Regions from separate parts of the Homo sapiens genome. Here all the other regions are linked to region 1. A link is a contact called in ENCODE Hi-C or POLR2A ChIA-PET data. All regions are on one chromosome and are shown on one strand. Each heading gives the region's core, a stretch centred on a gene start or an enhancer-like site at or near the end of the contact. The rest is flanking DNA. Distances are from core to core; before and after follow the strand shown. Region 1 holds the start of LINC02916 (long intergenic non-protein coding RNA 2916). Region 2 holds the start of ZNF485 (zinc finger protein 485). Region 3 holds the start of ZNF239 (zinc finger protein 239).

The links. A loop is a pair of places that touch in the nucleus more often than their neighbours do. ChIA-PET counts read pairs that join two places held with the same protein, here RNA polymerase II (POLR2A). Pooled maps may share reads with other maps.
Region 2: a loop to region 1 is called in a pooled map, with 4 times the contacts of the local background. The contact joins the promoter of ZNF485 here to the promoter of LINC02916 in region 1. A Hi-C loop is called at or near these places in 6 of 50 pooled maps. POLR2A ChIA-PET finds 5 or more read pairs at or near these places in 2 of 52 experiments (B cell and activated T-cell).
Region 3: a pooled map shows a loop between it and region 1 (6-fold over the local background). The contact joins the promoter of ZNF239 here to the promoter of LINC02916 in region 1. A Hi-C loop is called at or near these places in 7 of 50 pooled maps. POLR2A ChIA-PET finds 5 or more read pairs at or near these places in 4 of 52 experiments (Caco-2, T-cell, WTC11 and 1 more).

The regions. Positions count from the first base shown.
Region 1 is chr10:43,418,730-43,422,961 of GRCh38, forward strand. LINC02916 (long intergenic non-protein coding RNA 2916) reads left to right here and starts at 1,890. Exons shown (of 2, transcript NR_186397.1): 1 at 1,890-2,337; 2 at 2,941-4,232. RefSeq lists a silencer at 1,693-1,952 and enhancers at 1,949-2,685, 2,043-2,122.
Region 2 is chr10:43,604,015-43,608,246 of GRCh38, forward strand. It overlaps ZNF485 (zinc finger protein 485), which reads left to right and starts at 2,424. Exons shown (of 5, transcript NM_145312.4): 1 at 2,424-2,532; 2 at 2,983-3,060. The coding sequence starts at 3,037. It also overlaps the pseudogene CAP1P2. RefSeq lists an enhancer at 2,130-2,179 and a silencer at 2,460-2,739.
Region 3 is chr10:43,572,146-43,576,377 of GRCh38, forward strand. ZNF239 (zinc finger protein 239) reads right to left here and starts at 2,471. Exons shown (of 4, transcript NM_001099282.2): 1 at 2,395-2,471; 2 at 1,492-1,532. RefSeq lists a silencer at 2,194-2,253.

The DNA of each region.
Region 1 (4,232 bases), core at 640-3,139:
AACTGTAAAACTGGTTTGTAACTCCTGTGCTGCATCTAATCTCACCATACCTCACCCAAGGTAAACTGTTTTGTTTGTGTTTTTGTGTTTGAGACAGAGTCTGGCTCTGTTACCCAGGCTGGAGTGCAGTGGCTCGATCTTGGCTCACTGCAGCCTCCACCTCCTAGATTTAAGCAATTCTCCCGCCTCAATCTCCCAAGTAGCTAGGATTACAAGCATGTGCCACCAAGCCCAACTAATCCTTGTATTGTTAGTAAAGATGGGGTTCCACCATTGGTTGGCCAGGCTGGTCTCAAACTCCTGACCTCAAGTGATCCACCTGCCTCAGACCCCCAAAGTGCTGGGATTACAGGCATGAGCCACCGTGCCTGGCCAAATCTGAGCTTTTTATAAAATCTTCATCATAATGGTTCTTAATAATGTTGACTTTGAAGTTTTCTTCCCTCCAACAACAGAGAGTGGGGAAAAAAGATAGTTCATAAAGATCAGTTGATCTTTTTAAAATAATTTTTTTTAAGACAGAGTCTTGCTGTATTGCCCAGGCTGGAGTGCAGTGGCACGATCTCAGCTCACTGCAAGCTCCGCCTTCAGGGGTCACGCCATTCTCCTGCCTCAGCCTCCCGAGTGGCTGGGATTATAGGCGCCCACCACCACGCTCGGCTAATTTTTTGTATTTTTAGTAGAGACGGGGTTTCACCGTGTTGGCCAGGATGGTCTCGATCTCCTGACCTCGTGATCCGCCCACCTCAGCCTCCCAAAGTGCTGGGATTACAGGCGTGAGCCACTGCACCTGGCCTAAAATAATTTTTAATTGACAAATAATTGTACATATTCATGGGGTACATAGTGATGTTTTGATACATATAACGTATAGTGATCAGGATAATTAACATCCATCATCTCAAATATTTATCATTTCTTCCTGTTGGGAACATTCAATATTTTTCTCCTAGCTATTTGAAACTATTATGGTGAACCAAAGTCATCCTATGGCATAGAAAACCAGATAGCTGTACTTATGTATATCCTTTAGCAAATCTCTCCTTATCCTTCCTTTCCCCCTACCATTCCCCTTTTAAATTTTTTTTTTTTTACTTTTTGGAGACAGGGTCTCACTTTTTCGCCCGGGCTGGAGTGCAATGGCGCGCAGTCTGGTCTCACTACAACCTCTGCCTCCTGAGCTCAAGCGATCCTCTCATCTCTGCCTCCAGAGTAGCTGGGACCACAGGCTCTCGCCAGCACGCCCCGCTAATATTTGTATTTTTCTTTTTATAGAGACGCGTCTCGCTATGTTGCCCAGGCTGATCTTGAACTCCTGGGCTCAAGCAATCCGTCTGTCTCCGTTTTCCAAAGTGCTGGGATCACAGGAGTGTGCTACCGCGCCCAGCCTTGTTTTTTTAAATTATTTTTTGTTGAAGGGTCTTGCTGTATAGCCCAGGATGGAGTGCAGTGGTGCGATCCCGGCTCACTGCAGCCTCGACCTCCCGGGCTCAAGCGATCTCTCCGTCCTCAGCCTCCCAAGTAGCTGGGACCACAGGCGCGTGCCACCACCGTGCTCAGCTCCTTCCCAGTTTAACTGTGGTTAAAACTGGTGTGTGAAGGCAATGAGAGAGACCCGCGAAAAATGAGAAACAAGGGTTAGGGCTGACGTCTTTTGCGGACAAAGAAAAAGAAACCAAAGTTTCCTCAGAAAACTTAAGTTGCCTCACAGCCGCCTGGTATCAGGAAACACTGAGCCCGCCCAACGCGGGATCCTCCAGGGGCAGGCCGCCTGAGGCCCACCCGGAGCAGGCGGGGCGGCCGCAGGACCACGTGGCCCAGAGCGCCCTTCCAGCGCTGCCGGCGGCGGGGCGGGTGCCGGGCGCGCCTGCTGCGCGGGGCGGGACGCGGACTCCCAGGCTCTGCGGAGAGCGGCTGCCACTCGCCTCTGTTTTTTTCTTGAGACCTAGTCTGGCTCTGTGGCTCAGGCTGGAGTGCAGTGGCGTGATCACCGCTCACTGCAGCCTCAGCCTCCTCTCGCCTCAGCCGCTCGGTAGCTGGGACCACCAGCGGGCGCCACCACTCCCGGCTACATTTTTTTGTATTTTTAGTAGAGACGTGGGTCTCGCCATGTTGGCTAGGCTGCTGCCGAACTCCGGGGCTCAAGCGATCCGCCCGCCTGGGCCTCCCAAAGTGCTGAGACTGCAGGCATGAGCCACCGCGCCCGGCCGAGAGCCTCTTTTGGCTCCTCCTTTCGCCTTTCCGGGGCCAGGCGTGTGCAGCTCTGTGAAGGGTCCCCTCCCTCTGCGGGACGTCCTCGCTGCCGAGGTCAGAGGTGCGGAGAACATGAGACCCGAGGTGCGTTCCAGCATGTTCCTGCAGCCCTCCACTCCCGCGGTTGCGTAACTCAGATCCCTGAAACACATCGCACATACACGTGACTGGTGGTTTCTCTCTTTAACCCTGATAGATACAGGAGTCCACTAACAGAGATAAGGAATTGTACCATGTACTCCATGCTTCAATAACTGGGTGCTTAGAGACAAGCCTGAGTTCTTACTGCCATCCTAACACCCGCAGCAGAGGTTAACCTACTATCGGACAAGTGGTCAACTTTTCTGCCTTCGGGAAGACTTGGGGCTGGGCTGAGAGAGATAATCTAGAACTTTTATAGTGATCCCGTGTACATTTCCCTAGAATGATGGATTAGGGTATAGTGATTAAATATATAATGTATACTTTAATATACATTAAAAAGTTCTGGAAGGATGTACTTCAAAATGTTATCAGTGGTTTCTTCCATTTTTCCCGTTTGGAATATTGGAACAACCGACTATGTTATTTTAGCCCTTTCTCCTTCCTTCATTGCTTCTCCAAATTCAGGGGCCTCATTGGAGCAAACTTGTTTGCAGGTCATCTGGGCACCCTCTTGAAATAAATCGTCTCTCTTTGCTCTTACAGGTCTCAACTGCTTCTTACCAATATTAATTCCAGTGACTACTATCAGAATATGATGAGCAATCCACTCATCAGAGAAGCTGTTTCTACACTCTCCTGAATGACCATTTTATAGATGCTGGGAAAAAATTGTATTAAAGACTATGAGTTAGCTGGGCTTGGTGGCTCACGCCTGTAATCCCAGCACTTTGTGAAGCCAAGGCGGGAGCATCGATTGAGCCTAGCAGTTCAAGACCAACCTTGGCGGCATAAGCGAGACCCTGTCTCTACAAAAATTTTAAAATTAGCCAGGTGTGGTGGTGTGCACCTATAATCTTAGCTACTTGGGAAGCTGAGGTGGGAGGATTACTCAGCCTAGGAGGTTGAGGTTACAGTGAGCTGGGATCACACCACTGCCCTTCAGCCTGGGTGACAGAGCAGGACCCCGTCTCTTAAAAAAAAAAAAAAAAGTGGTGGACTTTGTTATCCTTATGCATATGACTCATCAATATATCTGTATTTCCATATAGAAAGAACACTTAGACCGGGCACAGTGACTCACGCCTGTAATCCCAGCACTTTGGGAGGCCAAGGCTGGCGGATCACTTGAGGCCAGGAGTTCCAGACCAGCCTGGCTAACATGGCAAAACCCTGTCTCTACTAAAAAATACAAAAATTAGCCTGGTATGGTGGCACACGCCTGTAATCCCTGCTACTCCGGAGGCTGAGGAATGAGAATAGTTTGAACCTGGGAGGTGGAGGTGGCAGTGAATCAAGATTGCTTCACTGCACTCCAGCCTGGGCGACAGAGTGAGACTCCATTTCAAGAAATAGATAACTAAATAAATAAAATAAAAGAGAACACTTAGAAAGGAACATGCTATAGCAAACTAAAATTATAGATGTCAAAAATTTAATCTGGATTACCCAGCATCTCCTATAAGAAACAAAGGGGCCCTCTCCCTCTCCCTCTCCCTCTCCCTCTCCCTCTCCCTCCCCCTCCCTCTCCCTCTCCCTCTCCCTCTCCCTCTGATGCCGAGCCAAGGCTGGACGGTACTGCTGCCATCTCGGCTCACTGCAACCTCCCTGCCTGATTCTCCTGCCTCAGCCTGCCGAGTGCCTGCGATTGCAGGCGCGCACCGCCACGCCTGACTGGTTTTCGTTTTTTTTTGGTGGAGACGGGGTTTCGCTGTGTTGGCCGGGCTGGTCTCCAGCTCCTAGCCGCGAGTGATCCGCCAGCCTCGGCCTCCCGAGGTGCCGGGATTGCAGATGGAGTCTCGTTCACTCAGTGCTCAATGGTGCCCAGGCTGGAGTGC
Region 2 (4,232 bases), core at 1,174-3,673, 190 kb after region 1:
CCCTGTTCAGGTGCTTGGACAGAAGCCATAAGCTGGTGAGTGTGACAGGGAAAAGGAGGCAGTGAAGACAGGTGACAGGCACCTAGCAGGGAAGGAGGATTCAGGAATACCAGACTCCTTGGAATGGAGTGTTGTTTTTCCTTTTTTTTTTTTTCATCTCTGTAGGAAGGTGCTGGGCAGGGATCCCAGAGAAAGAAAGGGTTGAATACTCCTTTAACTGCCCTGGATGAAGGGCACTGCTACAGCAGCTAGTACCGGAGACTCTCCTATCTCATGGTTGAGGCAGACCCAGGATAGAATAGTGAATAAAAGGAATGCTTATAGGAAACAATTTTGCGTGGAATGCTAGATGGCCAAGCCTCAGCCTTTGGTCCAGTGCAATCCTTGCCTCACTTGTCAATAGTGAAAAATTAGTTTGGTTAGAAGAACCATCTGGAAACACACCAGCTTCTGCTACCTTCATGCTCATTGTCAGAAAAAGATTAACCAGTGTGAACGTTCTGATCTGTTAATTCCTGGGACTGTTTTCTTCCCAGTGGACTGTTTGTTGGTAGAATAACCCCCAAAGCTCAAAGCTAAAATGCATCATTAGTCCTCGTCGGCAGTTGAGCTGATTTGGAAAAGCTGCACCTTCCTGCAGAAGATCAACTGACCTGCTATCCCACTGCACATCTGAGGTATATTTCAGTGAAGGCAGGTAGCTGTGCTTTTCAGAGCAGAGAAGCAGTTTTAAGAGCAGAAAGGTAGAGGAAATCTAGAAAAGAACCGTCTTGATACAGATTTATCCCATGGTGTGAAGGGAGGGCAAAGAACCCAGTGGCACTTCGCTTATCCAGCAATTTCTGTCACTGTGGCGACAAACTTCTGCCCATTCCAGAGGGTCTTGAACTGCTCAGGAACTGGGAATTCATTAAAGTCACCGCCTTCTGTAGGAATGAGGACATTCATCTCAGAAGATTTGGCACTGGCTATTTCACAATCCAGGGAATTCTTGCTCAGGTAAGCATGGCAGCCATCTGTTTTGTTGATGGAAATGGTTGGCACTTTACTCATCACCTGAACTTTGACATCCCTACTGTTGATTATCTCCACAATGCCCACCATATCATCGAATACCAGACCAAGTTTCTTACAATTATCTACTGTAATGGAGTTAATTTTGCCCTTGATTTGCAACATCGTGTTGACACACTTGTATATGTAAGCCGCCTGTTTCAGCTCTGTGTCATCAATCACCAGATTGGAAACATTTTCCTGATTTTCCACTCTCCACTTCTTGCCCTCCAGTTCAAGTACAGCTGGCTCCTTCTTTGTGGCTGGTTTGGGGTTTAGGTGCAGAGAATGGCTTGGGGCCACTGCGTACTGGACCACTCTGAGCCTTCAGGGTAGGGTTCTTGTGAGTCTTCATGTCATCAGATACACGTTTCAGGGCATGTGTGATGCTCTCCCCCTGATTAATCTGCGCAAACAGTGCTGAGAGGGAAGCGGACTCATCTGAGCCTGAACTGACAGAGACTAGTGGAGGAGGGGGGCCTGGTGGTGGGGGAGGAGTAGCTGATCCAGCAGAGGGTCCAGATGGCAGTCCACTCAGTTCTTTTGTCACAGGCCCCGTTTTGCTCCAGGCAGTCCGGTGGTATGGAACTCCTTAATGTAAGCCTGCAGCTCTGTGCATATACTTAAATAAGCTTTGACTCAGTCTACATGCTTCTTATCCACATCTTTGTACTCTTTAAGGACTCAGTTTGTATAAAACACAGCAGCATGATTCATTTCTTTCACATAAGGGCCAGGATTGGGAGCCATAGCCACCCAGCCTAGGGCCTGGATACTTTCACTGACAGCTGACAGCTGATTAAACAACTTGCTGCCTCGGTTCTTCTCCCAAAAGGTTATCACTTCTTTGATCTGCTCTGAGATAGGTGCCAACAGATCGGAAAGCTTATTACCTGCCGGCTATTGACACTGAGAAGCTGTAACCAAGAGAGCTCACTCCAACTTCAAAACTGTGTGTACCATCTCCACATCTTTCTGCACGTCTTCCCCAATCTCTTTACTGATCTTCAAGTACTCTGCCACAGGGCAGGCAAGCAGCGAGTCAAATGCCTGCGCATATGGAGCTGCTCCTGCTTTTGAAGGACTATCTCCATATCCACGGTGCATGTCAGAGGTATGGGATACTGCCTCCAGGCGGCCCACTGCCCTGTCCAATTTTTTACCAGATTTTGCATGTCAGTCATAATGTATCACCTCCCGACTGCGATCAGCCGCTCTCCACTTCCCGCACCTTCACTTTTCAAAGATTCCCAGGTGATGCCAACCTGCTCTGCGGATGGAGCCCCTAAGACCCCAAGCGGCCCAGACTACGTTTCCCAGAGGCCTCCGCGGCCTCAGCCACTTCCGCTTCCGGTCCAGCCTGTCTCCGCGTGGTGCGAGCGCTGCACCAGCCCCTGGCTGGTGGTTACTGTCCGAACGGCGTGGTGTGGTCGCTGACTCTCTGGGCGTGCAGCTCCGCAGCCCTGCCGGCTCGGTTCGGTTCGTGAGCGGCCGGGGTCAGGCTGGGTCCCTGAAGCCTCGAGCCCCTGGCGGGTGCTCCCCGCCTTTCCCAGGGGCGGGTCGAGGGGCGAGCCGGGGTGGGAGGGGAAGGCGGCGGTGGGCAGTGCCCACCCGCAGTGGCTGCGCCGTGTGGAGCGACCGCTCGAGGCTGGTGCATCACAGAGCGCTCCAGCCTTGCGCCCCGGCCGACAGATTGGGCCACTGACAAGGCCGTCCCCCGGTGCTGCCAAAAGTGTTTGGCGTGGAGCTGGCTGCAGTCCAGGCCGGATCCCAGCAGCCGTTCCCTTTCCTTTCTTCCCGAGCGTACCCACCTGGACCTGTCTGCCCACCTGTGGAGGGAACGGGCGGGCGGGGACCTGGTCTAGAGGGCAGATTCTAGCTAGGCTAGGGCACGGAGGGACTTCCTCAATTTCCTCTCTTCTTTCCCAGATTGACTTACGCAGGATTCTCAGCCCTTGCCTGGGAGAACAGTTCAGGAGACAGATGGCCCCAAGAGCCCAGATCCAGGCAAGTTTGATTTTTCCATTTCTTGAGAAACCACGTGTTTCAGCGAGGTGGGGTTTATGCCTCTTGCCCGGACAATGCCCTGCCCTGTGTGTGGACAAAGCTACCCGAACCAATCCTGGATGGGTCCCGCGATTTCCGTCCTGTCTACCCATTACGTAGTCATTCACCAAGTAGATTATTGCTACCCATGTTTTCTAGAGTGCTAGAAACAGAAAAGTGCTTTGCAAACTGGCAGACGATGAAAAAAATACACGTTAGCATGTAAAGACGTAGGCCATAAAGACATAGGGTGATAGCAGTGCTCTCTTGACCTTTAGTGTGTGGTAGGGTGGGAGGGGTGGAGTAGTGGGCGCCTTAGTTCTTCCTGAAGAATAAATGAGATTTGCATAATTGCAGAGGATACTAGGGGAAAGCGCTGCCTGAATGAAGTCATTATGGCGGGACCATGAACAAACTGGTCTGAGAAAGTTGGAAACATTCATGGTCTAGAATCCCAGACTGGAGTTTGCTTTTATCCTGGAGAAAACTAGGTTTTGAAGGATTTTGAGAAGCTGATTAAATAATTGGTATTTTGAAAGGAAGTGATAAACATTTGAGTGTCTATTATACAAATAAAATTAAAAAAATTAAAGATCACCTACATTTCTACTGCTCTAAGTCAAGTAATTTCATTTGAAACACACTTTTCATTTTTTTAAGGCTTACTCATTTTTTCTTTTAGTATTTCATAGCCATTCCAATTTGTTCTAGTTTCATTACCACTTTTTGTGGCTTCCTTTTATACTGTGCCTTCAACCAGCCCTGGGACCTTGAGCAAGTTCTTCCAACTCTCTGAACCTTTGTGTCTTTAGCTACGAAATAGATTTTACTTTATATAGTTACGGCAGAAATTTAGAGAGATGATATGTATCTCAGGGTTTAGCACCGTGGCTGGTACATAGTAAGTTGTTACTCTTATGAAAAGCAATTTTTTTTTCTTTTTTAAAAATATTCTGCCCCAGAGTCAGATCATACTCCCTGTAAATTCTCGGATAAAGCTAATCACTTTCCATGTCTTTTCAAAGTTTCTATTCATTTGTTGATTGAATAAAGCTTGAACACTTCTGTGTCAGGCAGTGTTTTTGACTGGGAGGCAGCAGTGACCCACACTGTCCCCCTGGAGCTCACATTAG
Region 3 (4,232 bases), core at 1,221-3,720, 150 kb after region 1:
TTCCTTTAAATTAAAAAAGTTGTTGTGTAACACACACCAGAATCTCAAAATTTACTAAACTGGCAATCCCCAGTTGCAGCGGCAGTGAATACTTAATCATTAGGGAGCAGGCAGAAGCGAAGGAAGGAAAATGTATTGATTCTACTAAGGTTAATCTCCCTTGAAGTCCTCAATTACTTTTCAGGGCACAGAGAAGCCATGCTCTCAGTACCTCAAGTCAGCTTACTGTCCTCTAAACAGATTTTTTCTAAGAGCTCATGTGTGTGAGGGCTGTATTTGCCAAGCAAAAAGATGGCCTTTGCTGGTAGTGTTAAAAAACATTTTTTTTCCCTTAAAACGCAGTCTGATATTTTATTCAAACAACTTCTGATGTGATGACCTGTTTAGTTAATGGAGAAAGAACAGCCTGAAGGAAGAAAACACGGGGTTTATTTCTGGCCTTCTGCTCTCTGAAACAAAGGACAAGGCACTTTCCTTCGGCTCTCTCAGAGTTAGCCGAGTTAGAGCTCTCCACCATAAAACGCCAGGACAGGGCAAAGAGGGGGCCGACCATCTCAAACACCATGGGATTCTAAGTGGGGGCTGACCATCTCAAATACCCTGGGAGTCTAAGGGTTAATTTTGAGGTAACCTCCTACAGATGGTTTTATGGGGACAACTGAAAACTCTCTTTAAAAAAGTACGACTTGGTAATTTAAAATTTACTGGAACAGTTAAATATGTAGACATGCTAGTGAAAGAGAACAAATCAACCTGAGTATAAAGGATGAATAACTCATTTTACCTACCCTAGAGACACTTATAGTGTATAGAGAGATATTTCACAATAAACCTTTGGATGTACAAAGATCAACAGAATAAAAAAGGAGTGAAACTCTCCTTTCACTAGGTCTGGAAGAGAGAAGGAAGCTTAGTTCTTAAAAAACACCACAGAGAGTTCTGATGCATAGCCTAGTTGAAAAGCATTTCTAGAGTGATTTTGTAACCACTGTGCTGCCATTTAACGAATTTCCTCGTTTTTGACTCATAGTTAATAAATTATCACTATTAATATGCATTTTTTTGTGTACAGGTAATATAATATGTTCATCAAGATGGTAAGCTCCTTGAAGAAAAGCACCGTGGTTTATCATTCTATCTGTTTTGCTGAGACCACTTAGCACTGGGATGAGTATGGAATAGCTTGGAATGACTTTCAATGTGAGTGAAATGTCTGGCAGGAAAAGGCAGGCTTTGAGAGGCTCCCCAGGAGGGCACAGCCCACTGCTCTGAGGAGTGGAATAAATTCTTGGAGGCAGGATGGGCCAGTGAAAACTCTCTGTGCAGACCCTGGTGACATCATCTGCTAGCTACATGTCCTTAGTATCTTAATGTCCCTACATCCATAGCTATAAAATACCGTACTGGGGGCCTGACAATAAAGAAAACAACACATGGCACAGGGACATTTCAGGGAGATGGCATTTTAGGAGAAATGGAACGCCAACTCACCCGGACCCTGGTCATTTCTTACTCCCAGAGGGGATGGATTCCTGGAAAGGCAGAGTTAGGGAAAGAGAAAAAGCCATGAAAATCAAGTCCAGCAAGACTGCGGGGAAAAAGTTACTCCGCTCCTGCCTCTGACGCTTCTTCAGTCACTTCCACCCACACTCCCTCCATCAGGTGAGAGGTGAAGCATTTTCTGTCACCACCTTCATCTCTCTCCACAGGGCTTTCGATTAAACAAGCCAAGTTTTCCCCCCAAAACCAAGAGGCTAGGTAAATTCCGCAGCCGCCGGCAGCTCGAAGCCGTGCCCATTTCCTCTGACTTTCCCGATCTCTGTCCTAAAGTTCTAGTTAAGAGGAGAAGCTTCTCGGGATGGATTTCGGTTGCCCAAGACGCCTTCCCCGACCTCATTCTCAGGAGCCTGGCTCGTTCCTGCGGTGCGGGGGCTCAGATGCAAGCTCTTTTCAGCGAAGGCAGTGCTGCGGACAGAAACCTCAGTCTCTTACAGGAGCCCCCGTCCGTCGCCTAACGTCCACCGAAAACCCCCCTGCAATAACGCCCGTCACAGGCGAGGAAAAGGCCGGCGTGGCCAACCACGAAGCCCCCAGCCGGCCCAGGCCAGAGCTCGGCCAGGAGGGAGGAGGGGCCATCGGAGGCGCGGCCGCTCAGCTGCAGGGCCCCACAGGCTTCGGTGTGGCCGCAGCCCGGCCCCGGGGGCGCAGCAGCTCGGAAATGCGGCGCCGGGACACACGTGCCGCCGCGGGCCGCGCCTCCGCTGGTCGCGTGCCCTACCATCGCCGCCCTCCCGGCTTCCGCAGCTCGGCGGCCCAGCGCCTTACCCGCGGCACACCCATTTCCTGACCCCTGAACGCCTCTGCCAGCGGCTGGGGAAGCCCGGCCAGTCTCACCTCCCACGTGGAACCCCACGCCTGCAGGGGCCAGATTCCGGATGCTGACCGCTCGCGCGCCTAGGGCCCCGAAATACAAGTCCCAGCAAGCCGCGGGCGAACCACGCCCACTTCCGGCGCGGGCCCCTGAACTCTGCGCTGTGCGGAGCGGGATTCTTGGGCGGAGGGGACCATCTTTGAGTCAGCGACGCGTGTATTCAAGTCCTCCTCCTCGTTTTTTATTACAAACAAATAAGAATTATTTTAGGAATACCTGTTAAGGTGATTTTCATTTGTTAAAATACTATTGGGGGAAAAGGATGTAAATACCCATAATTTCATCTTTACCTTTCAAAACATTCTGAAGTGAATATTTGCCATTCGGCATCTTCCATCTCACCTCTGAAGTTCATCCATTTAACAGATATTAATTGAGAGCCAACTGTGTACCAGGAGCTGTTCAAGATGCTTGCACAAAAGTCACTGCCCTATTCTAGTTGGGGAAACAAGCAATCCATAAATATAGTAAATATATGGCGTCGTGTGTGTCATGAGGTGGTACTGAAAGCATAGAGCTGGGCGGGGTGTGGCGAGGTGCGTTTGTGGGTGTGTAGGACTGGAGGTGTACTTTGCAATTTTAAATAGGGGATCTTGGAACAAACACAGGAGGTGAGGGAATTAGACAAGTGGCTCCCAGCAGTCAGAACTCTCCTAAACGCACACAAGGGTTGTTGATACCAGGATTTTACGTTTATTTCACTTCTCACCGAGTGACACAGAGCTACCCATTTGGTCTTTTCCCAATTCCTTTCTTTCAGATTTATTTTGGAGAGGAAAGAGATGTTGCCTGGACCTCTCTTCTACATCCTCCCCCTTCCTTGGTGTATTAGTTTCCAATTGCTGTCACAACAAATTAACACAAACTTAGTAGTATAACAAACATGTATTCTCTTAAACTTCTGGAGGTGCCAAGTCTGAAATCAAGTTTTACTGGGCTTTATAAAGTCAGTGTTGGTGGGGCTAGTTCCTCCTGGAGGTTCTAGATGAGAATATTTCTTTGCCTTTTCCAGTTCCCAGTGACTATTTGCATTCCTTGGCTTATGGCTCGCTCCTTTATCTTCAAAGTGCATGACTGCAACCTCTGCCTTCATCATCACATCACATGCTCAGGCACTGGCTCCTCGTGGGTCCTTCTAATAACGACTGTTGTGATTACATCAGGCCCAGCTGGCTAATCTGGGATAATCTCTTGACGTCAAGATCCTTAATTTAATCACATTTCAAAAAAAATCCCTCTTGCCATAGAAATTAACATCCACAGCTTCTGGGGGTTAGGACATGGACATATTTGGGGGACTATTATTTTCAGCCTGCGATGCTTGGAGAGGCCCACGTCCCCTTCGGTCTCCTCCTCAGAGATGCTGTCTTACCTTTTGCCTGGGGAACACAAAATGTCTCCCTTGGACCTTACTCCTCTCCTCATTCTTCATTGGAAAACCACAGAGCTTTTCCCTATTTAGATTTACCACCCTTGCCCTGACCTTCACTTCCTCATGTGCTCACTTCTCTCCTCACTCAATTTAAGAGGCCATGGAGCATGGTTATGGCCAGTCCTGTGTATGTGCCGTTACCCTTAACTCTCTTGTCCCAGTCTTTCTTGGTTTTATTCTCTTGATGGAAACCCAAATCTGCTTGAATCCAGTTCCTGGCCTGCGCCTGTACGGCAGAGGTTGTTTGAGAAAACCACATGGCTGGGATGATTGGTTTCATTTTCAGTTTATAACCATTAAGTTCAAGTGGGCCCTTCACGCTGCCTGGCTATCCTTCTACATTTCTTAGTCCATCCATTCTCCTAAATG